Regions from separate parts of the Homo sapiens genome. Here region 1 is linked to region 2. A link is a loop called in an ENCODE intact Hi-C map of the cell type or tissue named here. Cell type or tissue: psoas muscle. All regions are shown on one strand. Each heading gives the region's core, and the rest is flanking DNA. Links, peaks and the distances in the headings are about the cores only. Region 1 overlaps SDK1 (sidekick cell adhesion molecule 1). Region 2 overlaps LOC124901579 (a long non-coding RNA gene).

Region 1 (14,983 bases), core at 7,133-11,132, 300 kb before region 2:
AAAGAGATTAGATGGCAGATGTTATCTCAAAAATATCCCTAAATCTATCCAGCTTCTGAGTTTGTATGTGGAGATTTGGGAGGTGAGGCATGGGGAATGAGCAAAGGCCCGGGGAGTCACCAGGCAGCATCAGTGGCTTCCTGGGGACAAGTGAGGGCTCCGGGGTGGGGGAGCCAGAGAAAGCTTTCGGGAAGACAAGAAAGAGCACATCACATTTATTCATTGCCTGCTGTGTGCCACGATCCACCCGACTCCATGAGGATGCGTGATGGGATGTCATTTTCACGACAGCCCTGGAAGCCCCGGTGCTGCTATCTCCATGTCCATAGCCGAATACAGCAAGGCTCTGAGACACTGACTTGCTCCAGTGAGTAGTGGCAGAGCCAGCATTGGAATTCTGCTTAGCCCACTCCAAAGCAGAGGTTTGGGCTGGCTTGGAAGTGTGAACAGAGTGCAGAATTGGGAGGAGTTAGAAGGGTTACAGGAGGGTGTTCTTGCATCCTGTGTGCATTTGTCCCTTTATCATGGAGTCACCAAAATCCATGCTCTGCCACAGGAGGGAGCATGGCAGGAGCAACGGGGGTGGGGGGCTTGAGGATCAAACATTTGGTCTAGGAGGTAGACCAGTCATCCACAGGAGCAGCGCTGCAGGGAGGTGAGGCAGGTTGGGGTGAGTGCACAGAGGATGCTACCGTCTCTAGTACTGCAGAGCCAGGAGAGGGGTTGATAGCACTGCCCTCTGCCTGCCTCATTTGGGCAGTGGGGCTGCTGCTCCCATCGGCTGCCTGCTGGAGCTGCTTTCTGCCTGGTTTTGGGGGCACTGGCGTGGCTTCCACCGAGAGGGTTAACTCCCCCAGATCCGCATTTTGTGTTCCCTGCAGCTCACAGAGACACTTAATCAATCCTTGTTGAATGAAGTGAGTCCGGCAAAACACAGGCCTCACGCTAAGAACCCTGCTCTCTGTCCTCCTTTGCACCCAAACCCATTTGTCTGGGAGCCAGGCTGATTTGTCCAGCCACCTGACACGCACTTATGGCACACCACGTGTGCCCGGCTCAGTGCCAGACCCAGGCAGGACAGTGGAGAAAGAGGGGTTTCAAGGAGCTTGCAGTGTGGCTCCAAACCCCCAAATCATAGCAAAGTGTGAAGTACTAAACAGTGGAGTGCTGAGTATAATTACAGTTCAATGCCAGAGGCCAGTGAGAAAACAAATACATCAATAAGTAAGCATAATCGCAAATAAATAAATAAGTAAACAAATCATTTCTGCAACACCTACTGTGTGCCAGATACAACACTGGTATTTACGTGTCCTCATAGGCAACCCCCCACCCCAGCCTGAGAAACTTCGCAGATGGGGAATAGCATCCTTATTCAATCCTTCCACCCATAGATCTGAGCACCTCCTGGGTGTTCTTGGCTCTTGGGATACAGCAGGAAAGGAGGCCGACTCGGTCCCTGTCCTTGTGGATGTTGAGTCTTGTAAAGACAGATAGTCGTCAAGGAAATGTCACCCATCATGATGCAGAAGATGAAGGGAAGGAACAGGGCACGGGGGACAGCAGGCAGGGCCATCTGAGCAGATACTTGCAGATCCATAGGAACAGCTGATCCTTAGTGAGCTTGCCCCACACCACACACCTGACTCTGCTGAGTGTCTCACCTGAGTTTAAGCCTCACCTCAGTTTCACGATGCCTGTGCTATTAGCCCAGGTAAGGAAACTGAGGCAAAGTATGCTGTCCAAGGTTAACTGGGAGGTAGAAGCCAGGCAGTTTGACTTTGGGGTCCACATTCCTGATGCCCACTCTGCTGCCTCCTGGTACAGGAGCCAGTGGGGCTATGGTGGGTGGCGCAGGGGGAGGAGGCAGGGAGGTCGTGGGAGAAGACACATGGTTATCACCCAGATGAGGCAAAGTAACTCCTAGGATGCCAGGAACAGAGGGGAAATTGTTTGTTTTAACTTAGCAAAGGCTGTCTACCAGAACTCTGGAGCAAAGGTCATTTTTATGGTCGGACTTCAGAAGCATCTCCATTAAAGCTGGGACCAAGGCCAGCTGTCTCCTGTGGCTGTTTTTCCAGTTGTGGACGCTGAGTGCAGAGGGTCTGAGATGTGCCTGCGGTCAGGGACTGGGAAGTACCAAGACCAGACCAGGTTCTGGAGGGCTGCAGTGGAAAAGCAGGCCTTGAGGTGTGAGCTGGTAGAGAAACAGTGTCACCTGGTCTTAAGCAGGACGGGGACCTGAAAGCAGGAATAGAATCTAATCATGGTTTCCAAAAATGGTTATCAGTTTTCTAAAAAGCAGAATCCTTCCTTTAAACCAAGTATGACCCAGGCCGAATGCATAAACCTGATGGGCATGGAGCTCTTGTTGGCTGATGGGGGCTGTGTGGGCCTCTGGACTTCAGAGACTTCAGAGTCCTGGGGGTCCACAGGGCTCCATTTGAAAGCCACTGGTTTACAGATTCCATTGGGAGTGAGGACAGAAGACTGGTTTTCAGGTGATGAGGGCTTCGGTTTAGAGTGATAGTTGAGACTTTTAGACATGGGTAACAGAGGTTAAGAGTCCTGAGGCACCCCGAGTTTTCTGGTCTGGAAACTGAGGAGGATGGAGCCCTCATCTATGAAGAGCCGCTGCCCGCCAGGGAGGAGAACAGAGCAGTTTCCTCACTTGCTCATTCGGAAGTCGAATGAAGGGTATCTGAGAGGAACCAGCCAGTGACTGGGTTGCAGGGCGGGTCCCTGACCGGCTGGGGCTTCACCAAGATCCCAGCATTGTCTGCACGGAAGAGTTTGGCTGAAGTCTTAGTCTCAGGCATGGCATGGGGCTTGGCACAGGAGACCCATTGCATGTGGAGTAGCTGGACGGACGGACGGAAGGAAGGAAGGAAGAATGAAGGAGGGGAAGGAAGAAAGGGAAGGGAAAAGGAAGGAGGGACGGGAGGTGGAAGGGAGAGAAGGGAAGAAGGAAGGAAAGTGGGAAGGGAGGAAGAAGGGAGAGAAGGAATGAGGGGAGGGAGGGAGGAATGAAGAAAAGGAGGGAAGGAAGGCAAGAGAAAAGGAGGGAAGGGAGGTGGAAGGGAGAGAAGGAAGGAGGGAAGGAAGGGAGGAAGAGGGGAGAGAAGGCAGCAAGGAGCGGGGAGGGAGGGAGGAAGGAAGGTGGGTGGGCAGATGGAAGCGGGCCCGAAGTGCTAACAGCAGAAGGCACCTCAGGAAAACATGAGTCCCGTTAAAATCTCCGTCGACGGGCTGGGGGTATTTTTCACTTGGATGCTTGACAGGGATGTGGTCTTTTGTAAAGTGACATGTGAATATTGCCATTTACTAGTCTTGTAGCAGTGGGCCTCAGTTTTATCATCCTTGAAATGGGAATAATGATGCCTCCTCTCCCAGAGCTCGTGTGAGTTCAAAGGGGTTGCACTTGCCAAGCGCCTGGCACCGTGTCAGCCCCAGTGAATGGTAGGGGTGCGGGGCTGGCGGGTCTCTGCCTGCAGCCGGCCAGGAAGTGGACCTTAGAGAATGCTGCAAGGCTGGGTCTGGCCCAGTAAAGAGCTCCAGGAGGACGGAGCGTGAGAATCAGGCAGGAACTCATTTTATACTTCGGATCAGCACAAGGGCCCGGGGAATTAGCTCTTCCTGAGGACTTCTCTGGATCCCTTGGAGAGCAGTGATGTGCCGACTAGAGTGCAGGGGTGGCTCCAGTGAGGGGTTGGCACTGCCTCCCCGAGGAGCCCTGAGCAGAATCTTCCCCCTGGCCAGGACGCCCTGCACTCCCTGCCCTCTGTGCAGCTCCTTTCTCCCTGAGGATTTCAACCGTCCAGGTGTTCAAAGGCTTCTCCCAGGACAGGTCCAGGGTCTCCTTCAAGCCCCTGCTCATTGCACCTAGGAAGTGATTGGGTCCGACCCAAGAACAGCCTCCTTGCTAAGCTGTCTCGGGCCCACACAGGAGCCCAGAGCTCTCAGGGCAGGGGAGGGATTTGCCCCTCTTCCCAGGGCTTCACCAGGAATGCCTGAGGGCAGGACAGGGTGGCAGGGCCCCGGCAGTCACGGTCTCTTCCACATTGCAGACTGAGGCCCTTCACCTCCTACAAGCTGCGCCTGAAAGCCACCAACGACATTGGGGACAGTGACTTCAGTTCAGAGACAGAGGCGGTGACCACGCTGCAGGATGGTGAGCAACCCGGGGCCCAGACCGCGTTCCTGGCCGCTGCCCCTGGAGCCCGAGATACTTAGGCCACACTTTCGTCTTGAGCCAGAAAGGGGCCACCAGGGAGTGGTGGAAAGCAGTAGAATTCCATTAGTGACAGACAGCTCGGAGGGTTTCCGCACAGCCTGTGGTCATAAATCAAGGTTTCAAGGGCTTCCAAATGGAATGGAAGTTTCTTTGATTGGCTTCTAAAGCCCCTACTATCCATTAGCATCCCAGAAATTGAATAATTGATAGGGTCATTAAAAATAAATGTCAGCGGGTAGCTGGGTTTTAAGAGATTTTCCCCATTTTTCTCATTCACGAGCCACTCTTTGACAACAGCGCAGGTAAGTGATGGGAAGCGAGGTCTCCTCAGAGCTCCAGGTGGCGTTTTCAGCCGCTCCGTCCTACCTCGGCGGCGTCAGGCCTGAAGATGGATTGTTATTCTGTGTGGCCCAGGCCTGTGGCGAGCCCAGGAGGCAGCTCTATCAGCCGCGTCCAGCGGTGATCACAGGACGGGTGGGATGGAAAAGAGTGGATGGTGGGTAATAGCTCAGCTCCCAGGCTGGAAACCCAGTACTTAGTTCACCCAGCAGCGTTTCATCATCATTCCCGCAACCTATCCCCAAAGCACTGTCTTTTCCATTTAACGCTCCAGTGGAAGAATTTTCCAATAAACCAATTTCCAGCTGGCTCACCCTGTGACCTCACATCTCCACTTCTGCTCTCTCGATGACCTGGAAGTGTGGTTTCTCCCACATAGGCCTCCCTTGGCCTCAGGGACCAGCAGAGGGTTTGAGCAAACCATTCCCGGCTTCTCAGCAACTCACAGAGGCTGTTTTGCTGCAAACCCTGCACTCCCAGCAGAGCAGAACCTGCAAGAGCCTCCAACAGGCCCCAGCTGTGCTCCCAGGAAAAGCACACTTGCCCCTGGAAAAGCACTGGCTGGCTTCTGTGGCTCCTGCCTCTCATCCAGCTCTTTTCTGAGCACAAATCCTGGGAGTTTATTGGAGCTTTGGGGAAAGCCAGTGAGAAAGAGAGGAGCCGTCCCGGGTATATGGGGTGGTCCAGGGCCCTAGTGAGCCCTGCTGGGCCCTGAGGAGCCGGGCTGAGCCCCAGGAGCTCACTGTCCAAGGGTCCCACATCGTTAGATTCAACCAACTGTGGATTGAAATGTTCAGAAAAAAAGTTAAAAATACAAATTAAAGATATACAGTGTAACAACTGTGTATTTGTTTGGAGAGTGTTATGACCTTGTACAATTTCTAGATTACTCATGAGAGCTCCTACAATTATAACATTGTAACATTGTTATGTAACAGTATTACAAATTATAACGTTGTAGGAGGACTGATGAGTAACCTAGAAATGATTTAAAGTATGCGGGAGGATGTGTGCAGGTTACACCTAGAAATGATTTAAAGTATTCAGGAGGATGTGTGCAGGTTACATGCAAATACTGCACCACTTTATTGTTAGCAAACCTGGAGGCAAAAGCTACTTGTAACTGGAAAAGCCTTTCCGGTTAATCTACTTAAAGTGGGGACCAATTTCACACTAAACCACAAGGGAAAGGCTTTGCAGGAACTAAATTACAAAACAAAAACTATATAAATGCATTCATTTTAACGTTACCTTTAACACAGTTGAGGTAATGTTTGCAACTAAGCACTAAATCTTAGAATAAAGAACAAAACCCCACACAAGCTGATGTCATTGTCGTAATCTCTCTGACAGATTGTGTGAAAGCAAAGTGCAACAGCCTCCTTTGACCTCCAGGGCAGCATCCAAAAGGACCATTTTTGAAAAAAATATTGAAGGGCCTCTTCAGACTCCAGAGGCCTTTCTTACCCTTTGATATTCAGATTGGGCTTTGATGCACCTATCTTGTCATCGCCTTCCCTGGGATGTGCAGTTTCTCTTTGCAATGGAGTTGCATTGTATTTGTGTTGTATTGTCTTACACTATCTAGAGATTGACAGGCACAGACTCTCTCCAGGGGTTGGGGAACCCTCGGCAAGATAGGGAGAGTCCTCTGAGTATGTGGACGGTTTACTGATGAACAGTTTCTTTTTATAGTGATTTCTATTTCCCTGCACAACCTCACAACTCAAGGACATTGAGAACTCCCTGTAATGGCACCGCTGTATCACCAGGGCTGTCAGGAAGCTGGCTAGAGGGCCCACCATTAAGCTGGAACCACAGGAGGTTAAGGGGGTTGGAGGGAGACCCATCCCTAAAACAGAACGGGGAAGGTGGAGGTGTGACTGATGCAGGCACTGCCAGGGCTGAGGAGGGGGTGTCTGGCAGGTCCAGAGGAAAATCACAGAGCCGGTGACCCCGGGACCCAATCTTGGGTTCTAAGTGGAGAGGCATCTGCTAGATGCACAAGTGTGCCTGTGGGAAGAACATCGTCATTCCGTTCAGTGAATATGGACTGGATACAGAATGCGTGTCACACTTCTGCTGGGCCCCCGGGATCTTACAGCTGGGAGGCATAAGAGTTCAGCTCAATATGCCAAGACAGGACCACACAGATTTGGAGGGAGCAGAGGAGGCAGGGAAGAGGGGCACAGAAGACCTCTTGGATGTGGCAGATGACAAGAAGTTTAGTTTGGCTAGAGTGCAGGGCATGGCCATAGGCAGAGGTCAAACCAGCCTTGTCCCTCCAGAGAGCAGAGCAGAACCATGGCAGACTCCCCTTCACTTCACCCTGCTGTCCCAGCCAGCTGCAACCTCACCAGAAATCAATCTCCTTTCCTGACAGCCTTTTAGTGTTTCAAACCAAGTGACCTGGCATGATCATGTGTCCTATTCAGGAAAAGTAGCTCTCACCTAGGTATCTTAAAAAAAAGAGAAAAAGATAAGTTCCCCTGCTCTCCCAGAAGACCTGAGCCCTGCAGGGAGGGTCTCGAGCCAGAGAGCTCCAGGACAGCCTCACTGGAGGGGTGGCTCTCGGAATGTCCACCACAGGGAGAGCCCAGTCTGGGTCTGTTTCTCGGGGCCATTGTTAAGGTTGGCTCCCTCCTATCCCGAGGACAGGCTTTGAAGGAGAAGCTCTGGGAAGCCCCGAGGAAGGGCAGGAGAAGGGGACCCCTGGAGAAGGAAGGAGGCAGGGCTCACCAGCCTCCCCATACTCACTGAGGGTGGCCCTGGGAAGGGCGGCAGAACATAACAACCACCCTGACCCCCGCTTTCCTCTCCTGTGTGTTTCAGTTCCAGGAGAGCCCCCGGGATCTGTCTCAGCGACGCCACACACCACGTCCTCTGTCCTGATACAGTGGCAGGTAAGAGCGCGGGGAATCACGCGCGTTTTGTCAAATGTGTTCTCATTTCCCTGCGCATTCAGCCACAACGGCTGACATGGACTGCAAGCTGAGCCCTGAGCTAAGCGTTTGAGAGTAGAACCAAGGAGACACACCCTCAGACTCAAAAACGCGAGGGGGAAATGGTGTCAATTATCATCTCGGTGTAATTTCCAAAACATTAGAAGCAGGACTGTGATGCACGTAGAGAATGAACTTGACTCCCCTTATTCAGGAGGGACCGGCAGGATGGGGAGGCCAGTCTGAGAGCGTTGGAGGAACTGGGTATGTCTTGGCATTTCACCGAGGACGTTGGAGCAAGGCTTCTGTGTATACACAAATTGGTTATCGCCCTACAAGGCAGTAAAACTGCAACCGCTGGAGTTAGCTTTTCTAGAGAAGTCATCTGCAACCAGACAAAATATCTACCGGATTGTACATATTTTCCCAAAGTCTGGGGGTGGGTGGTGGTGGTGGTGGTGGTTGTTGTTGTTGTTATTATTATTATTATTATTATTATTATTATTATTATTATTATTATTTTGGGACAGAGTCTCACTCTGTCACCAGGCTGGAGTGCAGTGGCACAATCTAGGCTCCCTGCAACCTCTGCCTCCCGTGTTCAAGCGATTCTCCTGCCTCAGCCTCCCAAGTAGCTGGGATTACAGGCGCATGCCCCTACACCCAACTAACTTTTGTATTTTTAGTAGAGATGGGGTTTCACCATGTTGACCAGGCTGATCTTGAACTCCTGACCTCAGGTGATCCACCCACCTCAGCCTCCCAAAGTGCTGGGATTACAGACATGAGCCACTGTGCCCAGCCAAGTCTAGGCCTTTAATCTCCAATGTGCAGTGAGTTAAATGAAGGCATATTCTTCCAGATAATCACACACTCCTTGTTGGGCCTGCTCAGCAATGCTCCAGTAAGGCATTGAAGGACACGCTGCCGTCTCTTTCCCTTAGTTTCAATTTTGGGCAATGCTTACTGACAAGTACATTGATGACAAATATAACAGAGGGACAAAACTGCCCAAGGAAGGGCTGCAGGCCCCAGGGAGATCCCAGCTGAAGAGTGGGGCGGGGAGCTGTGCGGAGGACTCAGCCCAGGGCCTGTGTAGCCCGGATCCGGGGCAGACAGATGTTGAGTTTCCCCAGGGCTAGAGCTTGGCCTGGCAGCAGACACAACAGATGGACAGGCAGGGGGCCAAGCACGAGGGCAGAGTCAAAGTTTCTGGCCCACAGGGAGGTTCCTGAGGCCAGAATGGGGGCTGCTGTGCCAGGGAGCTGGGAACATAGTGGGATGGGGCCAGCATGGGGTGGGTACGGCATGAGGACAGGTCAGCCTGGGAGTGCCTGCTGGGAGCTGGGGTCAGGAGGGCAGTCTGGTGGGCACGAGATTCTTCCTTGGGGCTGAAGCTGTCCTCAAGGACAATGGCAGGGTGCCCGATGCAGCAGGTGGGAATGATGGTTCGGGAAGTCAGGAGAAAATCAAGAGGGGAACAGTGGTCTAGACATGGCCTTGGAGGGCGAGGGGATGTCCCGGCCACATGCCCTCCGCCGGTGCAGGGGAGGCAGGAAGGGGTCCTGTGGAAAGTGGGGGCTGCGGGAAATGGAAGGGATGCTGGGAAACACAGCCAAGGCCACCAGTAGGTGTCCCAGACAGAGCATCTCCCAGGGCCCTGCAGAAGGGCCACTCCAAGGGACAGTGGCTTCACTTTGCAGCACGGAGGATGAGGTCCAGGACCAGGCTAGGACAGGAGGTGCCAGAGATGCCTGCTGGGCCGGGAGAGAGACGTGCTGAGTGAGCAGCGCCAGCCGCAGCCTTCCTGGGCATGGTCTTGAGGTGCGTAGTGCTAGAGATGCCAGAGAGGAACCCGGTGAGCAGAGCCAGGCTGGGCTGTGGGTGGGGCCAGCCAGGGGGAGCTTGGGAGGGGCTCCGCTTTCACCCTCTTGCTGTATGATCCTATGAAATATGACCATGTTTGAGGTATGAAAGTGGCAATTTATGTGATTCAACCTGATATCACTTGCTACTGCCACTTATCTGAGGGATGGAGAGTAGGCGTTTAACAAGCTGGGTTCTGTGAAGAGTGTGTCATCTCCTTCAAGTGTCCATGGAGGTGTGCGGGGCTGCGTCTCGGCTGCCTTTCTCTTGCTAAGGGATCCAGCTTCTCTGGGTAGGATAGGAACCTTTCCAGGCAATGAAAGAATGTCCCAGTGTCTCCTGGTGGAACTGGAAGAGCACTTCTGTGGCACTCAGCCCTACTGAGTTTACCAGAGCATAGGGGGGCCAGAGTGGGAACCACGAAAACAGCCTGGGCCCCACCTCTGCCCCTGGGAAGCCACAGCCCCTGATCTGTCTGGGAGCCACTGGAAAAGTGACGAAGGACCCACCCGCAACTTGCCATCGGGTGACTGTGGCCCTGAGAGGCCCCTCTGACTCCAGGTTCCTCCTTTGTAAGAACAGAAGGTCACAAAGGTGAGCTCAGGTCTCACACAACATCTCCAGTCTTTGGGGGCCGCTAGACCCCCAGACCCGAGCTTCAGCCCTGACTCCCGTGAGGGTCTCCGGTGGGAGGTTAGAGACATTCAAAATGGAAATGCAAAGTCCCAAGTGCTCGTTTCCCAGCCTGCACCAACACAGTCAATCACAAGAACATTGGCACTTTGTACCATGCTGAATCCTACCAGAAAATTCACATTTTCTTTGTAGACGTGGCGGCAGCCTGCCAATACCTTACCTAGGTAAGCTCCTTTCCTATAAAGGCAGTGAGCATCAGGGCTGGGATGCGTCACCTCCTCCAAACAATGGTTGTGAAGGCATCACTTGCTGTCAGCCCCAGTGGACGGTGCAGGGCTCGAGCTCCCCTTGGTGCTGCTGGACAGCTCAGGGACGTGCCTAGTGCCACCTGGAGGAGCTGGGCTGGTGTGTGCATCAGCCGTCCCCCTCCAGAGCCCAACAGAACAAACTAATTGCAAGAAGACCAGAGCAGGAGGTGGTCAATACAACGTCCTGTAGAAATAAATGCTTGTCAACTGCCAGGCAATTGAAGTATAATTAAAATTATGAGTAATTTACTGCATTAGAACAAACAGAACAAAGAAAAAGAAACTAGGTTTAAATATAGATTTGCATTCCAAATAAAATGTTTCACCTGTAAACCTTTTGTGTTTTTTGTTTTGTTTTGTTTTGTTTTTTTAGTAATTACTTTAAAAATGCAAACACAGGGCCAGCACTTTGGGAGGCTGAGGCGGGTGGATCACCTGAGGTCAGGAGTTCAAGACCAGCCTGGCCAACATGGTGAAATTCTGTCTCTACTAAAAATACAAAAATTAGCCGGGCGTGGTGATGGGCGCCTGTAATCCCAGCTACTCGGGAGGCTCAGGCAGGAGAACTGCTTAAACCCGGGAGGTGGAGGTTGCAGTGAGCCAAGATGGCACCATTGCACTCCAGCCTGGGCAACAACAGCAAAACCTTGTCTCAAAACAAACAAACAAACAAACACGGGCTGTAATTTCAAGGCTTATAGACCCATTTAAATGCCTCCCTTAGTAGACTGTCAGGCTTGATTATTCTTAGTAGGACAGTCAATCCTTGCCTTTCATGGGATCCAGTTCTGTTTGAAAGCTAAGGAGTAGAACTCCTTCTGTCTTCCAGGGTGGAGTGCAGTGGTACGATCTCGGCTCACTGCAACCTCTGCCTCCCGAGTTCAGGTGATTCTTCTGCCTCAGCCTTCTAAGTAGCTGGGATTACAGGCCTGCACCACCATACCTGGCTAATTTTTGTATTTTCAGTAGAGACAGGATTTCATCATGTTGGCCAGGCTGGTCTCAAACCCCTGACCTCAGGTGATCCACCCACCTTGGTCTCCCAAAGTGCTGGGATTACAGGAATGAGCCACCATGCCCAGCCTTGTGTTTTCTTTTAAAGACAGGGTCTTTCCCTGTCACCCAGGTTGGAGTGCAGTGGCGCAATCATAGCTCATTGTAGCCTCCAACTCCTGGGCTCAAGCAATCCTCCCACCTCAGCCTCCCCAGTGTCTAGGACTACAGGTGTGCACCACGATGCTTGGCTACTTCTTCAAAAAATTTCATAGAGATGGAGTCTCACTGTATTTCCCAGGCTGGTCTTAAACTCCTGGACTCAAGCGATCCTCCTTCCTTGACCTCCCAAAGTGCTGGGATTACAGGTATGAGCCACTGCCCAGCCTGTAAGTGGGTTTTGAGACTGTTTTCTAGCAAAGAAAAAAATCCCAAGCAATTGATCACACCATACGGGAGGCTCTCAGTGTAAAAGGCACCTTCCCAGAGGAGGGTTACATCTGCCTGGGCAAAGGCAGGGAGGCATCCCGCCGCTTCAGAACACATCTTGGGGCTGTTTCTTTTTCTCTTCACTTGTGCCACCCACAGAGGACCAACACCTGCATGGAGTGCTGAGTTCCAGAGGGGACTGAGGCAGGCCACAGAATGTGAAGAGCTTTCATTAAGCGCAGTGGGCTCTTTAAGGCATTGATAGGAAGACAGCAGAAGGAACGAAACTAACTCTGGCCAGAGGGGCACCTGAATGCACTTGGCAGGACTGCCAGGCCCCTGCAGTGAAAGGCTGGAGAAGCGCGTGGCCCCCGGCACAGCCTGAGGAAAGGCTCACGGGTGACGTCACTGGTGTTTGATGTTGTGTCTCACGGGTATTGCGTGTTGAGCCTCCTGTGCTCTCAGAACCATCAGGACCAAACTCCGGAGAGAATCCCTGTTCTACTCTCCACAAAGCAGAAGGCACAGGATGGAAAGTGAAAGCTCAGATGGTTTCACTGAGCTTCCGGCCCGGGGGACCACGGTGGCCGGATCAGATTTGGATTTGGGCACCTGCTCTGCCTGAACTCGCAGGAGACAGTGGCACGTGGTTGAGCCTCCCTCAGCCCAGCTCCCTGTCTCTAGAACTAGGAGAGTTAGGCCCTGCCCTGCTGCTCCCCTACCTCAGCAGAGAGAGCTGGGTGGGAGGTTCCACAGAGGCCAGCAACGGCAGAGGGTCCGAGGTCACCGTTCAGGCAGCTGGAAGGAGAGAGGCTTTCCCTGCAGGTCCTGCCTCCTCCTACCCCCAGGCCTTCCCTCCACTCAACTCTGTGGCTCCAAGGTGCCCACCCTCCTGGGTCTTCCCCAGACCATTGACTTCTTCCTGCCTCCCCTACCTGGTGATAAAACCCAGGCACACTCCTACCAGGTCATTTGCATTTAAACAGGCTCTTTTGCTGTGGCACGCCTGTAATCCCAGCACTTTGGTAGGCTGAGGCGGGCAGATCACGAGGTCGAGATTGAGACCATCGTGGCCAACATGGTGAAACCCCGTCTCTACCAAAAATACAAAAATTAGCCGGGCGTGGTGGCGGGCACCTATAGTCCCAGCTACTCAGGCTGAGGTAGGAGAATTGCTTGAACCCGAGAGGCTACAGTGAGCAACCCAGGAGGTTGCAGTGAGCCAAGATCACACCACTGCACTCCAGCCTGGCGACAGAGCAAGACTCCGTCTTGAAAAAAACAAAAACAACAACAGCAACAAAAAAACGGGCTTTTGAAAAATGAAGAACCTCCAGGAGGCTGCTGGCGAATTTCTGAGGCGTGGCAGGCACAGGGAAGGTGTTTTGAGGCAGGACTCCCAGTTCCCTTCAAGCTTCTCTCCACACAGATGGCCAAGCCAGGGTGCAGTGACACACAGATGAGGTCATGTTGAACTCCGGCAAGTCCCACTCCACCCCAGGGCTCTGACTGAGCATCCGCCATGGCTGAGGCCTGGCCCAGGTGCTCTGGGCATTTAAACATGAACAAGACCCGAACATGGCCTGCCCCTGGGCATATGCAGAGTCAGAGACATGCGAAGGGCTGGGGACACGGGTCTGTGGTGCAAAGCGAACCTTTTGTTTCCAGTCATATAATACTCTGGAGGCCATCTGGCCAGACTTCTGCCTGTCTTGGGCACAGGGTTGAGCCTGGGAGTTTGAGCAGTCAGCCCAAGCTTGTACTGCAAGGTGGCTGCAAGGCCACGACCCAAATCTAGAGCCTGACCTTGACCTCATGGGTTCCATGGAGCCGCCCTGCTGATGCCTCCGAGCACCTCCGGAGTTGGAGAGCCTCTTTCACAGATTACAGACAGGTTAATCCCAAAGTCCAGGAATGGAAAATATGGTTGAACCCAGTTCAGAACCCTGTGCAGGCAGGCCCGGGCATCTCTGTGAAGCCACCGGACCCTTTGTAAGTGACGCTCCCACTGGGAAGATGACACCTGCTAGCAGAGTGGCCTCTGCCAGCTGCTGCCTTCAAGGAAGCCACCCTCTGGGGGCACGGCCGCCTGGACCCCCTCCCCAGGCCTGGAAGACTCCTGCCAGGAGCGGATGCATTTTGACTCTTCAGTGATTTCTGGTGCAAACAGCATCAGTTAGCCTGTTGGCCAAATGTGGCCCCAGCCCGGTGGCTGACGGACACTGTGTCTGTTGGGCAAGGCGGATTGGCCATTTCTTATAGCTCTAAATCATCTCATTCGCCTAGGCTAGAAATATCTGTGAGTCCAGGATCAGTAATCTTCGGCCCCTTCCCCTCCATCTTCCAGCCCCAGAGGCTGGGAAACCACACTTGGGCCCAGGGAGAACATTTTTATTTTCCCAACCTCCTAACTTCCTGCTTAGTTGATAGTTTTGGTGAATTGAATCCAGCCTTCGTCACGCCACCTGAGCTTCCCTCCTCCCCCAGAAGTAAATTGCACTCTCTGTAATCCTGTCTTGTCTGTGCATCTGCAGAGCTGGCTGAAGGCCTCTGCAGTCTTCCTTCTGAGGTACCAGTTCCTCGAGCTGCTGCAGGTCTATTCTGGGGCGAGAGGGAGGCTTTGAAGGTGACCTCAGGGCGAGGTTGCTTGGCTGGTACTTACAGAGCCCCTGCTGTAAGCTTTTGATCTGTCTGCTCGCCTCTTCGTCATGCTGATAGTCAGTCCAGAGCCCAGAAATGGAAGCTGAGGTCTCTCATCTTCACTGCCCAGACTCCAGCCACTCCCACCCCACCACCAGTGTGAACAGCAAGGACAGGACTCCCAGCAGGACCGCCTGGGACCATCTGGGTGGACCAGGAGCCTTGGGCAAAACAATCCGGCTCTCTGGGTGCGCAGGCATGTGCTGGGTGAGAGCCATTAGCGGGGACCTGTTGCTGTGTGGTTGTCAGGGGCCCAGGAGAGGAAAGTCAGAAGCCCCCAGGGTCTTGGAAGTCACTGCCATCTCTCATTCAGCAAAGGGCTCCTGTCAGTGCATTTTTGCAAGACTGGTTGTTACCGGGAGTAGCAGTAACCCAGGAATCCACCAAGCCCATCCATGGCTCCGGTGGATTGGAGGAAGCTCCGTTCTGGCCAGTCTCCTTCTGGGGAGCCCACCCAAGTGGGGAATGACCCGGCACTTGGGCTAGTCCTGGCTCAGGCACTGGGAACTGTACCTGTAGCCTGGCTGCTGCTCCTA
Region 2 (14,983 bases), core at 4,688-8,687:
TTTAACATTTCCAGCTCGGAGAGACTTAATACAAAAAATTAGAGACTTAACAATAATAGCATGAGGAGGGAAGAGTTGGTGTTGGCTCAGGAAACTGGCAAAGGCTGCCAACAGTCTCAGCTGTTTTCATTTCCCCATCATGGGAAGTGCGTGGGTGTGCGCTCCAGCCCGCACAACTGCGGGAGGGCAAGGCAGTAGGCAGGGGCCTCTGACCTTGCAGAGATGCCTCCTGCGGACCCTCGGTGGAGAAGCCATGTGAGTGAGAGATGACCTTTTGTTAGATTAAGCACCTCAGATTTGGGGCTGTTACCAAATCAAATCTATGTGAAAGCACAGCCTTTCCTGACTCACACAGTATGTTAGACTTCGAGTTTAAAAGGGAGGGATTCACTCTCTCTCTCATTCTTTCAACACACACATACACACACACACACACACACACACACACACACACACACACCCCCTCTGTTTTTCAAACCAGCAACTAATTACAGCTGGTTACCTATGGGGCCAGGGAGGAATGGGTGGAGGGAACAGAGATGGAATTCCAACTTCCTTGAATATTCTGTGTTACATGATTTTGCTATTGGAACCACGTAATTACTTAAAATAGCTTTCTTTAAAAACAAAATTAAATCAAAACAAAATAAGACAGGCAGTCTCCATGACTCATGCCTGTAATCCCAGCACTTTAGGAGGCTAACGTGGGAGGATCACTTGAGTCCAGGAGTTCGAGACCAGCCTGGGCAACACAGCAACACGTCATCTCTACTAAAAAATGTAAAAGGTTAGCCGGGTGTGGTGGTACATGGCTGTAGTCCCAGCTACTCGGGAGGCTGAGGCAGGAGGAGCACTTAAGCCCAGGAGGTCAGGGCTGCAGCGAGCCAAGATCATTGTGCCACTGCACTCCAGCCTGGGTGACAGCGCAAAACTCAAGAAAGAAGAAAAAGAAAGAAAGAAGGAAAGAATGAAGGGGTGGGGGAGGGAGGGAGGGAGAAAGGAAGGAAGGAAGGAAGGAAAGAAGGAAGGAAAAAAAAGAGAAAAAATAAATAAACAAAACAGTATAAGTAAATCCCTAAAAATTTGCACCAAACTGAAATGAAGGGGCCTAATTGTGCATAAAATTGATAGCATAAGCACACAAAGAAAAGAATTATTAAGAAATATTCCACACAATTTTAGAATATGAGACTTTGAGCATACTTTCTTAGTGGGTCATATTTTGAGCACTAAAATAAAATAAAACTGCAGCCACATTTGTTTTGCTCTAGTGTTAAGTAATATTGATATTATTATTTTGAAACAAGCCAAGGTAGATCATAGGTGAAACAAGATTTTCACTATAAAAGGAAGGAAATACAACTGTAAAATTTAGAAAGTTTTTATTTGCTGGATTTTGTTTTTGAATATTAAATTTTAAACATTTAAGTTAAATAAATAGATTTTTTAAATTAAACTAATATTTAAATGACTTTAAATTTAAATGTTCAATAGTAACATAAAAATATGAAATACTGAATAGTGACACTTGAATTCTCAGAATGAACTTGTGATTTTCATAAGATGCATGTGTCTGGCCAGGCGCAGTGGCTCACGCCTGTAATCCCAGCCCTTTGGGATGCCAAGGTGGGTGAATCACGAGGTCAGGAGTTTGAGACCAGCCTGGCCAAGATGGTGAAACCCCATCTCTACTAAAAATACAAAAATTAGCCAGGCGCAGTGGCAAGCGCGTGTAATCCCAGCTACTTGGGAGGCTGAGGCAGGAGAATCACTTAAACCTGGGAGGCAGAGGTTGCAGCGAGCTGAGATCGCACCTTTGCACTCCAGCCTGGGTGACAGAGTGAGACTCCGTCTCAGAAAGAAAGAAAAAAAAAAAAGATGCATGTGTCTACTGAAAAGATGTAGAAGCAAGGACAAGCCAGGGTGTCCTAGGTGCACATTACAGGGACAGCGAGCACCTTTGCACCTGTATTTTGATATCTAAATATCAGCCTCCTCTAACAGGAACCAACATTCCTTGTAGAAACAGCTGACCCAACATCTGAGACCAAAGGGCATGTGATAAGCCTGGGACATTTTGTTTTTGCTCAAAAAGCAAGGTCATTGTCAAAGATTCATATGGCGACCTTAAAAGGACGAAGGGTCCAGTTTGAAAGGCCGCCCACTTCACGCCTTTTGACTCTTTTTCAACTTGCATTAAGATTTCTTTGCTCATCCACAAGTTATTTAGCAGTGTGTTTTTAAATTCCCAACTTGTGAGCATTTAAAAATTGACCTTTTTGTATTAACTTTTAACTTGGCCAGGTACCAGTGGCTCACACCTATAATCCCAGCACTCTGGGAGGCCGAAGCAAGAGGATCACTTGAGGCCAGGAGTTTGAGACCAGCCTGGGCAATATAACAAGACTTCATCTCTTAAAAAAAAAAAAAATTATCCAGGCATAGTGGCATGCACCAATGGTCCTTGCTATTTGGGAGGCTGGGGCAGGAGGATCACTTGAGCCCAGTAGGTCAAGGCCGCAGTCAGCTATGATTTGCACCACTGCACTCCAGCCTGGGTGGCAGAGCAAGAAGCTTCTAACTTCATAGCCATGTAATCAGAGAACAAAAGCTGTATGAAACCTGTTCTGTAAGATTTATGGAGGCTGCTGTGTGGCCTAGCAACCACACAATTAGTGTCTGCAGGTGGTCAGGGCTCTCTGTGTATCTAGCACTGAAGGCAGAATTCCATGTGGGTCAAGGTTGTGGCTTGTGCGGATCTCCCATATCTTTGCTCATTGATCACCTGATTGGCTTATCAATAACTGAAAGAATTGTAAGGGTCTATTTATCAATTTCCCCTGCAGTTCTGTCCATTTGTAGCTTCATCTGTCTAGGGATATTTTACCCAGTGTATCCCTGTATAGAATGGCTGTATCTTCTTGCTGAATAGAACCTATTACCATTATGCAGAGACCAACTCTATGCCTTCTAATGCTTTTTGTCTTAAAGTCCATTTCGTCTAATATTTACCTAAGTACCACAGTCTTTTGGGTAGTATATTATTACGGCCAGATATTTTTCTCCATCCTTTTGTTTTCGACCTTTGCGTGCCCTCTGCTTTAGATGTACCTTTTAAAACAAGAGACAGAGGTGGAAAGAGTAGTTAGGATAATAGCACCCCCCTCCTCCTCCAGAGAAAGCTGTAAAATCACTGACTTCTGCAGACGTGGCTTGGATTTAAGGGAGGGGCCCACTTCAGCCCCTGCCCATCTTGTGGTTCCCTAGATGAAGTCAGAGAAATCAGATGGGGAAAGAGCAAATTCCACGTAAAAGAACCCAAGGAATCTGGGTATCTCCGGAAATGTAGAGAATGCAGGCGCCCTCAGTTCTCTTTCCTTCTTTTCTTTTGCTATATTTGGCCTTGGTTTTCGTTGCTTTTTAACTCTCCATAAGGTCAGACACAGAACTTGGGGACCAGAAACTGAAAGAGCGTGGGGGAAAAGAAGAACTTGGTAGAAAGAAACCCAGTGAAAAGCCACCCCATCAGGGCAGGAAGTGCCCCTTCCTGGGTCTGTTAGTTCTACACCACTCTGTGAAAGAGACTCCACATTTCAGTTACGTTGTGAGCTCCTTCCTCGCGTGCAATATCCTTTTCTGCTAAATCAGAAGATCCTCAATTTAGAGCAAAACTTGTACGTCCACATTTAAGTTCCTTTATGAGCTCCTTCCTTGCGTGCAATATCCTTTTCCGCTAAATCAGAAGATCATTGATTTAGAGCAAAACTTGTCTGCCCAGAGAAGCAAACCAAGGTCAGCGCGTGGGTGAAGCACCCAGCCTTAACCATCAGGGAGCAGGGGGGCATCTGGTGAGTGAGGCAGTACTGGTCCCACCTGAAGGCAGTTTTCAGATCCATGGAAACACTGGAGCCGTTTGGAAGTGTCCGGTGATGGAGATGAGTGCCTGGTTGGTTGAAAGTAGTCACGGCTGTGAGGATGGCGAGCCGGGAGGAGAAACACAAGGCAAGCAGAATGAGTTAGACTCAAAGTCTCAGGAGCAATGCCGTCACACCTTCTGTCCCATTTTCTTTTCTGCACATGTATACCTGATCTTCCGGTGAACTACAGAGAAAGAAGGGACTTACGGACATTAAGTAGAAAGGAGCAAAACTTGAGCCGGGCGCAGTGGCTCACGCCTGTAATCCCAGCACTTTGGGAGGCCAAGGCGGGTGGATCGCCTGAGGTCAGGAGTTCCAGACCAGTCTGGCCAACATAGTAAAACCCCATCTCTACTAAAAACAGGAGAAAAAAGTACCTGGACATAGTGGCGGGTGCCTGTAGTCCCAGCTACTCGGGAGGCTGAGGCAGGAGAATCACTTGAACCCGGGAGGAGGAGATTGCAGTGAGCCAAGATCACGCCATTGCACTCCAGCCTGGGCAACACGAGCGAAACTCCATCTCAAAAAAAAAAAAAAAGGAGCAAAATTCAAAGTTTTTAATTGAGTTGCACGTACATCAGGCTTTTCAAACCAACTTATCAACTTGAGAAAATAGCCTTTGACTTCAAGAGACAGACTCAAACTCATGACATGTTTCTTTTTTTTTTTTTTTCTCTGTTTTGAGACAGAGCCTCACTCTGTCACCCAGGCTGGAGGGCAGTGGTGCGCTCTCGGCTCACTGCAACCTCTGCCTCCTGGGTTCAAGCGATTCTCCTGCCTCAGCCTCCCAAGTAGCTGGGACTACAAGCACCCGCCACCACGCTCAGCTAATTTTTGTATTTTTAGTAGAGACAGGGTTTCTCCACATTGGCCAGGCTGGTCTCAAACTCCTGACCTCAGGTGATCCACCCTCCTTGGCCTCCCACAGTGCTGGGATTACAGGCATGAGCCACAATGCCCGACCTCATGACATGTTTCAATTGAGACATGACTATCTACTCAAAATAATTTTTTTTTAGAGAAGACATTTAAAACGGAAACTTTGGAAGTCAGTTTACCCACATGGATCAAATGCTTTCTAGAAATACCACACACTTAACCTAAAAATTTCACTCATAGGAGCTTGTCCTAAGACCAGAAGGGGACCATTGGATGCAGATGAATGTATGAGGATGTTAACAGCATTGCTTTTTATAATAGAGAAAACTCAGAAAATAACCTAGATGACTATTGGTAGGAGATTGATGAAACAAATAATGGCATACCTATGCAGGGGAATACTTTACAGCCATTAAAATTATGCTACAGATCAATAATTATTAACATGGAAGATAGCCATTGCCAAAAACAACATTGCTTTTAAAAAGAAACGTGTGTACAAAAATATGCTTACCTTAAAAAATGTTTGAAAATTATTCATCACAGTGTTAACAGTGCCTGTCTGAATGTTAGGATTATTGGCAATCCATTTTTTCTTTGTGCTTTTGTATATTTTGTAAGTTACTTGAAAGAAACACACATTATAATAATGTATAAAAATTAAAAGTTATTAAAAGTCCATTGATAAAATTCTTTCAACATTTAAATGAATAATTGATCTATGTATGGCTTGTGTTTACTCTAAGTTATAAATTCTCAAAGAATAGGGAGCATTTTTTCTTCTTATATTCTCTCCCCAGCTCCATACGCAACACTGCGTGTAATAACTCTGTAATGGCTGTTGATTGACTGGGTATTTAGACGTCAAGCATTGAGGAGATATTAGCAAAAATAGCTAAGAACTAAATTGCATGGCTGGGCCTTTGGCACTAGAATGTTAATAATTGAAAACTAAAACCTTCAAGTCATTTGTTTTTATTATAAATGAACCCACCTCTCACAACTCCCCTTCGGTTTTGAAATCCTGCCAAAGTGTTTCTTCTGATCCCATCCTTTGGCTAATGTGAAAGTTTTAAAAGCTTCTTAATGACATCATTATCCTGCAAATCATCATGAAGGAGACAAAAATGAATCAGGTTTTTGGTAAAGCCGTGCATGGATCTGTGATTTCTGATATGGGAGCAGAGATTGTCTAGGCAACTTTGAGAAGGTAATAAAGTCTTATTTGGCAATCTCAACTTTCTCACCAGCATCTTTGACCTCTGTGTCAGTCAGCTATTGCTGTGTAACAAACAGATCAAAAAGAATTCGGTGGTAAAGAAAAATAGCATGTGTTTTTTGAACTAAACTGGGCTCATCTGGGAGTCTTTGCTTCTTCAAGCTACGAGTCTGGTCGGCCCCACCCCTTCCACCTCTATGATTTGGATCTCAGTCTGCACCATGTGTACTCATTATGGGGTCCATGTTCAAGGGCCAGAAGCTATTCAGGGGAAGCTCTTCTCATGTAAATAACGGAAGGGCAAGAGTGCCTGTCCAACTGTGCAAGCATACAGCAAATCTCTGCTTGTGTCATCTGTGCTCACATCCTTTTGGCCAAAGCCAATGCCCCACATCAGTACAGCAGGAAAATAGATTCTGCCTCCGTAAGACTACACAGCAAGCATGCATGTTAGACAAACAAGAATTCAATTTACCACACCCTGCATTTCAGCAAATCTCATTCACCACTTCTCCTACTGAGCCATTCAGTGTCTTCATGCAGTCCCTGGCTTCTTCACACGGAGGTATTGTGAATGGAATGAAAGGAAATGAAATTTGTATTATTAGAAAGAGTATCATGTGGGAACATTACTGAACCCCAGGAAATGAACTGTAGGATTTCAGACAAGACAGCCCTCCAAGACACTTCTACATAATCATCTATGCTGCCCAAGGGAAAAGCCAGTCTGGCCTGAAGTGGTAAACTGCACCTTCCTTTTTTTCTTTCTTTTTTTGTTTTTTGTTTGTTTGTTTGTTTTTTGTTTCAGATGGAGTCTCGCTCTGTCACCCAGGCTGGAGTGCAGTGGTGCAATCTCGGCTCACTGCAACCTCCGCCTCCTGGGTTCAAGCAATTCTCCTGCCTCCCGAGTCTGGGATTACAGACACCCACCACCATGCTCAGCTAATTTTTTTTGTATTTTTAGTAGAGATGGGTTTCACCATGTTGGCCAGGCTGGTCTTGAACTCCTGACCTCAGGTGATCCAACTGCCTCAGCCTCCCAAAGTGCTGGGATTGTAGGTGTGAGCCACCACGCCCAGCCTACACATTCCTTTTGAGCAAATAAAGGCTGATGTGATGTTTTGTTGGCCCAGTTCTTTTTTCCTTTGAAGATTCTTCGGAGAGGAAAAACTCTTCCCCAGCAGAGGTGGGTGCAGGGTCTGGTAGATTGAATTCTTGTTTGTCTAGCATGCATGCTTGCTGTGTAGTCTTACAGAGGCAGAATCTACTTTCCTGCTGTGCTGATGTTGGGTATTGGCTTTGGCCAAAAGGATGTCCAGCATAAATGACACAAGCAGAGATTGGCTGTATGCTTGCATAGTTTTCATCTCTCTTAGTCATCTTGTAGCCAGAACGGAAAAGAGCACAGGGCAGAGGCACAGAGAGAATTGTGCCAGGCACACAAGGAGAGTGCTTACAAGCTGAGGGAAGAATAGAGTCCACTTTGCCTCGATTTGAGAAGATACACGGTGATTGCCGCCACAGCGTGGGGCAGGCAGGAGGTCACCTCCACCGGCTGTTGTAATTGGCACCATCTGAGGAAGAGCATTTAGATTTCCTTCAAATTGCTGAGTGGGAACAGCATTTACGCTAATGACTCCTTGCTTTAAATCTCTAGGGAAAGCGTATGAAATTTTCCTTTATAGAGTTGTAAATGAGGCTGTGTTTTGTGGGGGACAGTGGTGAGGTATGCGGATAAATGGGTACCCTATTAGGAATGTTGAAAGGAGGCAAGTTGTGGGTTAAAGAGGACTTCTGCAGGGTTAGCAACTAACAGAGGCTTTTAGCTTTTTCTCTCCAAATCTAGAAGCTCATTGGCAATTTTCGTGTCTATTGTGTTCTGAATGAGAACGGGCATCCGTAGCTCTCAGGGGCTTGAACATGGCTGAGATGAGAGGAACACAGAGCAGTCTCATCACTAACACAAGGCAGTCCATGGTGAGACCTAGAGATGAGTACCAAAAAAGAGGGAGGCTTGAAAATAGGATGGTTGGGCCGGGTGCAATGGTTCACGCCTGTAATCCCAGCACTTTGGGAGGCCGAGGCAGGTGGATCACTTGAAGTCAGGAGTTCAAGACCAACTTGGCCAACATGGGGAAACCCCATCTCTATTAAAATACAAAAAAAAAATATATATATGCACGTGTAGTGATGCACACCTGTAATTCCAGCTATTCAGGAGGCTGAGCCAGGAGAATCACTTGAGTCTGGGAGGCGGAGGTTGCAGTGAGTCGAGATTACGCCACTGCACTCCCGCCTGGGCAACTGAGTGAGACTCCAGCTAAAAAAAAAAAAAAAAAAGAAAAAAAAAGAAAAAGAAAAGAAAGAAAAAGAAAAAGAAAAGAAAATAGGATGGTTGGAGGGAGGGGGGTCCTCAAGCATGGCTCTCAGACTGGCAGCTTCAGCATCACCCAGGAGCTTGTTAGAAATGCAAGTTCTTGGTTCCTACCCAAGCCTGCTGAATCAGAAACCCTGAGGGTGGGACCCAGCAACCGTGACCTTGAGAGGTGCCCCAGCCATCTCAGGCTCCTTGACCTACCACCTAAACTAGGGAGAGAAATCAGGATCAGGCCTCCATGGGTCAGGCATTCCATTCCAACCAGAGCTCAGTAGCAATATTAGTCAGTAGTAGTATTTGTGTTGAATAAGTTCACTGAAAGCTGATCACAGTGAATGAACAGGAATAGGAGTCTAAGAATGTGAGAATATAAGGAAACCAGCCTCCTCTTGGAGGCAAGTGGAGCTAAAATAATATAGAATCTAGGCACATGTGGCTCACGTCTGTAATCCCAATGCTTTGGAAGGCTGAGACAAGAGGATCGCCTGAGCCCAGGAGTTCGAGACCAGCCTGGGCAACATGGCGAGACCTTGTCCCTACAAAAAACTTAAAAGTTAGCCACATGTGCTATTACGTGCTTGCAGTCCCAGCTACTTGGGAGGCTGAGGCAGGAGGATTGTTTGAGCCAAAGCATTCAAGGCTGCAATGAGCTGTGATTGCACCACTGCACTCCAGCCCAGGCAACAGAGTGAGACCCCATCTCTCCAGGTGACATCCTCTGAATGCCGAAAGCCAGGTCTATTCCTGGACTTTGCAATTACGTGAACCAATAAATTTCTTTTTCATCAAAGTCGTTCTGAATTGTGTTTTTCTGTCCCTTGAAATTTAAAAACTTCCAACAGATACTGATGGTTTAGGGTCTAAAAGTCAAAGGTGCTGCTGACTTCATTACAGCACACACACACAAAAATGGAACCACTGGTGTCAAGATGTGAGGCTGCTCTTGGCTGGAGAGGACCAGTCTGGAAACTCCAGTCGCTTCCAGGCCCTCAAATCATAAATGTTTGAGATTATGAATAAATATGGTAATTGCTTTGATCTGATCACTATAAATTATTATGTATGGCAACATCATTATGTATTCCACAAATATGTACGATTATTATATGTTAATTTGATTTTTTTAAAACAGGTATTAAACAAAACTAGAGTTTTTGGGGTTTTTTTTCTTTGTTTTTTGGGGGGGGTTTGTTTTGTTTTGTTTTTTGAGACAGAGTTTCGCTCTTGTTGCCCAGGCTGGAGTGCAATGGTGCAATCTTGGCTCACTGCAACCTCCACCTGCTGGGTTCAAGCGATTCTTCTGCCTCAGTCTCCCAAGTAGCTGGGATTACCGGCATGTGCCACCATGCCTGGCTAATTTTGTATTTTTAGTAGAGACAGGGCTTCACCATATTGGTCAGGCTGGTCTCGAACTCCCGACCTCAAGTCACCCACCTGCCTCGGCCTCCCAAAGTCCTGGGATTACAGGTGTAAGCCACCATGCCCAGACAAGTTTTTTAAATAAAAACATTGTATAATAATTGAGAGAGATTCCTCAAGCCCTGCAACCCCTGCTCGGCCCACCAGAGTCTCCAAGCACACCACACAGGAAGATGTAGCCCCTGTCCTTTGGCATGGAGTCCATGAGCCAAAACAATCTGCATCACCTGGAAGCTGGCTAGAAATGCAGGTTCCCAGGTGCCACCCAAGACTTTTTGAGTCAGATTGTGCATTTTAACAGGATCCCCATGTGATTCCACTGATATGCACATTAAAGCTCCAGAAACAGTTTAAACCTAATCAATAGGCAAAATTATGGTGGATGAAATCCCAGCTATTTTAGCAATCAAATTGGATTTCTACTCATTCAATCGGATCCAAAGCTACACCTCCAATGATCAAGATAATCAAACCACTAAGTCACCCTATGACTAAGTATGACTCCCTTCTCACACTGCTATGAAGAACTTCCTGAGACTGGGTAATTCATAAAGGAAGGAGGCCCAACTGACTCACAGTTCCACATGGCTGGGGAGGCCTCAGGAAACTTACAATCATGACAGAAGGGTAAGGGGAAGCAAGGCACATCTTACATGGCAGCAGAGAGAGAGAGAGAGGGAAATGACAAACACTTTTAAACCATCAGATCTCATGGAACTCACTCAATATCATGAGAATAGCATGGGGGAACCACCCCTATGATCCAATCACCTCGCACCAGGTCCCTCCCTCAACACCTGGGGATTACAATTGGTGATGAGATTTGAGTGGGGACACAGAGCCAAACCATATCAGACTATAATATGATTTAGTATAATGTACTATAATTAATATATAAACACACACTCGTGCACATGCACACACCACAAACACACGTGCGCATTTAGACAGGGTCTCACTCTGTTGCCTAGGCTGGAGTGCAGTGGTCCAATCATAGCTCACTGCAGCCTCAATCTCCTGGGCTTAAGTGATCCTCCCACCTCAGCCTCCTGAGTAGCTGGGACTGCAAGCACATGCCACTGTGGCTAATTATTTTATCTTATTTTTTTGTAGAGATGGGGTCTTGCTATGTTGCCTAGGCTGGCCTCGAACTCCTGGGCTCATGCAGTCTTCCCAAATCAGCTTTCTAGAGTGCTGGGATTACAGGAATGAGCCACCACACCCAGCCCGGTTATATTTATATTGTATAGATTTTACTTTGAAATGCACAGGGCACTAGAAAGTATTTTTTATGAATGTGTGTTTATCTAATTGTGTGAATGTAATTCTACAGAATATTAAGACAAAATATGTGCTTTGAATGACGGTATTACATTAACCATGACCATCAGCATTATGAACAAAAGTTGTTGAGTGGTGACTCAGCTCTTAACTTCATACATTTCCAATTGACCGAGGGTCCAGAATAGCTCACCGGATACTTGGTTGGTACCAAAAATCATTCCTTAGAAACGAAGACAGCTGAAAGGGAATCAGAAATCTCCCAACAGTTCCTCTGCTACAGAAAGTAAATTCTGTCTTACTTCCTGAATGTCAAAGTGATTTTTTTTCTGGCTTCCTCTGTGATTAAAAAAAAGGACTGCTTGGAAGGCTTTGGAAAGTTTGTTTTCATTTCTGGTCATTATTCATGGCACAACTTCAGGGTAGCAGGCACCAAAGGGATAAGAATAGCGTGGGTGCTGCTATGCAGTGAGATCAGGCACAGTAAAGACTATGAAAGAATAAAGAAAAATGACCAGAGCTTGTTTTTAAAAAATACAGAGCTGAGTCTATTCAGATGCAAGCAAAGGAGGAAGAGCTCATGAAGAAATGCACTGAGCATAACACAACATTTACATTCTGGATAGGGGGCCCTGCTGGTTGTGCTAATGGAGGATTGATCACCAATGTTGTGGTTGCAGCAGAATGAGCTCACAGGTGTGTGCATGGGGGTTAAAACAAGCCCCGTTGTTCATTGGCATGGGAAATGTCTTCAGTTTGGTCCAGAGGGTATCAGGGGTCAGTCCAAGTGCATGCGCCTCTGTCAGCAGCAGCTGGCTGGGGCCAGGTGTGATGGAACACAAGGGGCAGTTGTGATGTGTCTTAGACAGGTGCTGCTGTGGTAGAAATTTTTATTTGCAACTCTAATTCACTTAGTCAGCACCTGTGGATCCTCTGATATTGATCACTTCGTTCTGATCTTTGCTCTCATGTCATGAGATTGGAGAGGCTTTTCTTGTCCTAAAATCGCATCCCCTCTCCACTGCTGACTCTAGTTCACATCTCTGCATAACTCCTGTCCCTGTCTGTCATCCTGTGAAAGGGAGTGCAGTTATTAGACCCCAGCATCTTTGCTGCTGTCTCATCCACTTCTAGTGGAAGCTTCATCAGGAAAGGGCTTTTTTGTGTCCCCCTATGCATCCGCCTGAGTGTTCAGCACCTAGGACAGTGCCTGGCACCCAGTAAGTGCTCAGTAAGTGTTTCTGAGTAAAAAGCAATACATCAGGCCGGGCGGGTGGCTCACGCCTGTAATCCCAGAACTTTGGCAGGCAGAGGTGGGCAGATCACCTGAGGTCAGGAGTTCGAAACCAGCCTGGCCAACATGGTGAAATCCCGTCTCTACTAAAAAATATGAAAATTAGCCAGCCGTGGTAGCTCACGCCTATAATCCCAGCTACTTGGGAGTCTGAGACAGGAGAATCACTTGAACCTGGGAGGTGAAGGTTGTAGTGATGGAGATCATGCCATTGCACTCCAGCCTGGGTGATGAGAGTGAAATTCTGTCAAAAAAAAAAAAGCAATGCTTCAAAACAAGGGAATAGGGAGAGATTTCTGGGTTTTTGGTTTGTTTTTTGGTTTTTAAGACTTAGAGTCTCGCTCTGTCACCCAGGCTGGAGTGCGGTGGCACAATCATAGCTCCCTGCAGCCTTGAACTCCTGAACTCACACCATCCTCTTGCCTCAGCCTCCAGAGTAGCTGGAACTACAGATGCATGCCGTCGCACCTGGCTAGTTTTGTTTTCAGTTTATGTTGAGACAGGGTCTTGCTATGTTACCCAGGCTGGTCTTGAACTTCTGGGCTCAAGCAATCCTTCCATCTCTGCCTCCTAAAGTGCTGGGATTACAGACAAGAGCCACTATGCCCCACCGAGATTTCTTAAAGAACACAAAATTACAGTCAGATAGGAGGAATGAGTTCTAGTGTTTATAGCATTGTAGGATGGCTACAGTTAACAATAATATATTATGTGGTTTCAAATCACTAGAAGGAGTATACTGAATGCTCCCAACACAAAGAAATCCTAAATGTTCGAAATCATGAATATGCTAATTACTGTGATCTGAGCACTATAAATTATATGTATTGCAACATCATTATGTACCCCATAAATATGTACAATTATTATATGTTAATTGTTTTAAAGCAATGCATCGAGTATTAGACAAAACTAGAATTGGTTGTTTTTTGGGAGTTTTTTTGTTTTTGTTTTTGTTTTCGAGACAGATCTGGGTCTGTTGCCCAGGCTGGAGTGCAGTGGTGTGGCAGAGCGAGATCTTTCTCAGCTCACTGCATCCTCCCCGTCCTGGGTTCAAGCGATTCTCCTGCCTCGGCCTCCCAAGTAGCTGGGATTACAGGCATGTGCTACCATACCCGGCTAAGTTTTGTATTTTTAGTAGACAGGGTTTCACCATGTTGGCCAGGCTGATCTTCAACTCCTGACCTCAGGTGATCCACCCGCCTCATCCTCCCAAAGTCCTGGAATTACAGGCGTGAGCCACCACGCCCAGCCAAAACTAGAGTTTTTAAATAAAAACATTGTATAATAAAACATAAGTCAGGGCCAGGTGCAGTGGCTCACACCTGTAATCGCAGCACTTTGGGAAGCCCAGGCGAGTGGATCACCTGAGGTCGGGAGTTCAAGACCAGCCTGACCAACATGGAGAAACCCCCATCTCTACTAACAATACAAAAATTAGCCGGGCATGGTGGCGCATGCCTGTAATCCCAGCTACTCGGGAGGCTGAGGAAGGAGAATCACTTGAACCCGGGAGGCGGAGGTTGCAGTGAGCCAAGATTGTGCCATTACACTCCAGCCTGAGCAACAAGTGCGAAACTCCATCTCAAAAAAAAAAAATCATAATTCAAATGCTGTAAAAAAAATCATAATTCAAATGCTGTATACTTCAGTTAAAATATTTCTCAAATCCTACGTTAAAAAGCATAGGATCCAAGTGCAGTGGCTTACACCTGTGGTCACAGCACTTTGGGAGACTAAGGCAAGACAATTGCTTGAGTCCAGGAGTTCAAGACCAGCCTGGGCAACATAGCAAGAGCCTGTCTCAACAACAAAAAAATAAGATAAAATAATTAGCCATGATGGCATGTACCTGTAGTCTCAGCTACTCAGGAGGCTGAGGTGGGAGGATCACTTGAGCCCAGGAGGTTGAGGCTGCAGTGAGCTATGATCGCACCACTAGACTCCAGCCTGGGTGACAGAGCAAGATCCTGTCTTGATTTTTTTTAAAGCATAGGGAGATGGGAACACTCATACCCTGCTTTGGAAGACAATTTACCAGCATCTGTAAAAATAGCAAATTCTCCTACCCTTCCATCCAAGAGTTCTCCCTCTCTGACTCTACACCAGCCCCCGTACATAGGACGTCAGAGCACACATGTTCACAGCAGCCTCATTTGTGAAAAATTGAAAATGAGTTACAGTCTCTCTCAGCTGCTTGCTTCCCGTGGGCCTCATCAGAGCACACAGCAGGCACTCGGCGAATGCAGCCCTCATTGTCCTGCAGGATGCCTGCCTCTCCTCTCTCACGGTCAGTGCCGAGCCATCTGCATGAGTGACCCAGTCTGCTCCACCAGCGACCACTGTCTCTTTCCACAGTTCCCACCCCTAACAGGCTGTCTCGGATTTGCCATGGTCTAGCAGCTGAGCTCCACCTGCTGAGTGGCCGTAGCCTCTACAGGTTCTGCTCGACGGAGACTGGATGGCTGGCGCAGACGCCACTGGGTTTCAGCTCAGCCAGACTCAGGCATTTAGGGGAACCTTTGTGAACAAAAGGCCCCAAAAGAGCTGGTCACTTGGGCTTTGCTTCAGGAAGCAGAAAGGGAGACACGGTTTGT

What was found. Hi-C counts contacts between places; a loop is a spot of excess contacts. Peaks named below come from ENCODE experiments on the same cell type or tissue, not always from the same donor. Only the 100,000 strongest peaks of a DNase experiment are listed, where the experiment ranks them.
Region 1: a loop joins it to region 2, with 2.4 times the contacts of the local background. A loop is called at or near these places in 1 of 110 quality-filtered maps.

What each region holds. Positions count from the first base shown.
Region 1 is chr7:4,154,381-4,169,363 of GRCh38, forward strand. SDK1 (sidekick cell adhesion molecule 1) reads left to right here. Exons shown (of 45, transcript NM_152744.4): 31 at 4,068-4,171; 32 at 7,406-7,476. Among named protein-coding and RNA genes, the nearest start is that of FOXK1, 520 kb to the right of the region's middle. RefSeq lists an enhancer at 14,568-14,983. In psoas muscle, for the core only: no CTCF peak of the experiment used is centred there; a DNase peak (open chromatin) is centred at 8,691.
Region 2 is chr7:4,458,166-4,473,148 of GRCh38, forward strand. The region is part of intron 1 of LOC124901579 (a long non-coding RNA gene); the gene reads left to right. Among named protein-coding and RNA genes, the nearest start is that of FOXK1, 220 kb to the right of the region's middle. In psoas muscle, for the core only: no CTCF peak of the experiment used is centred there; no DNase peak of the experiment used is centred there.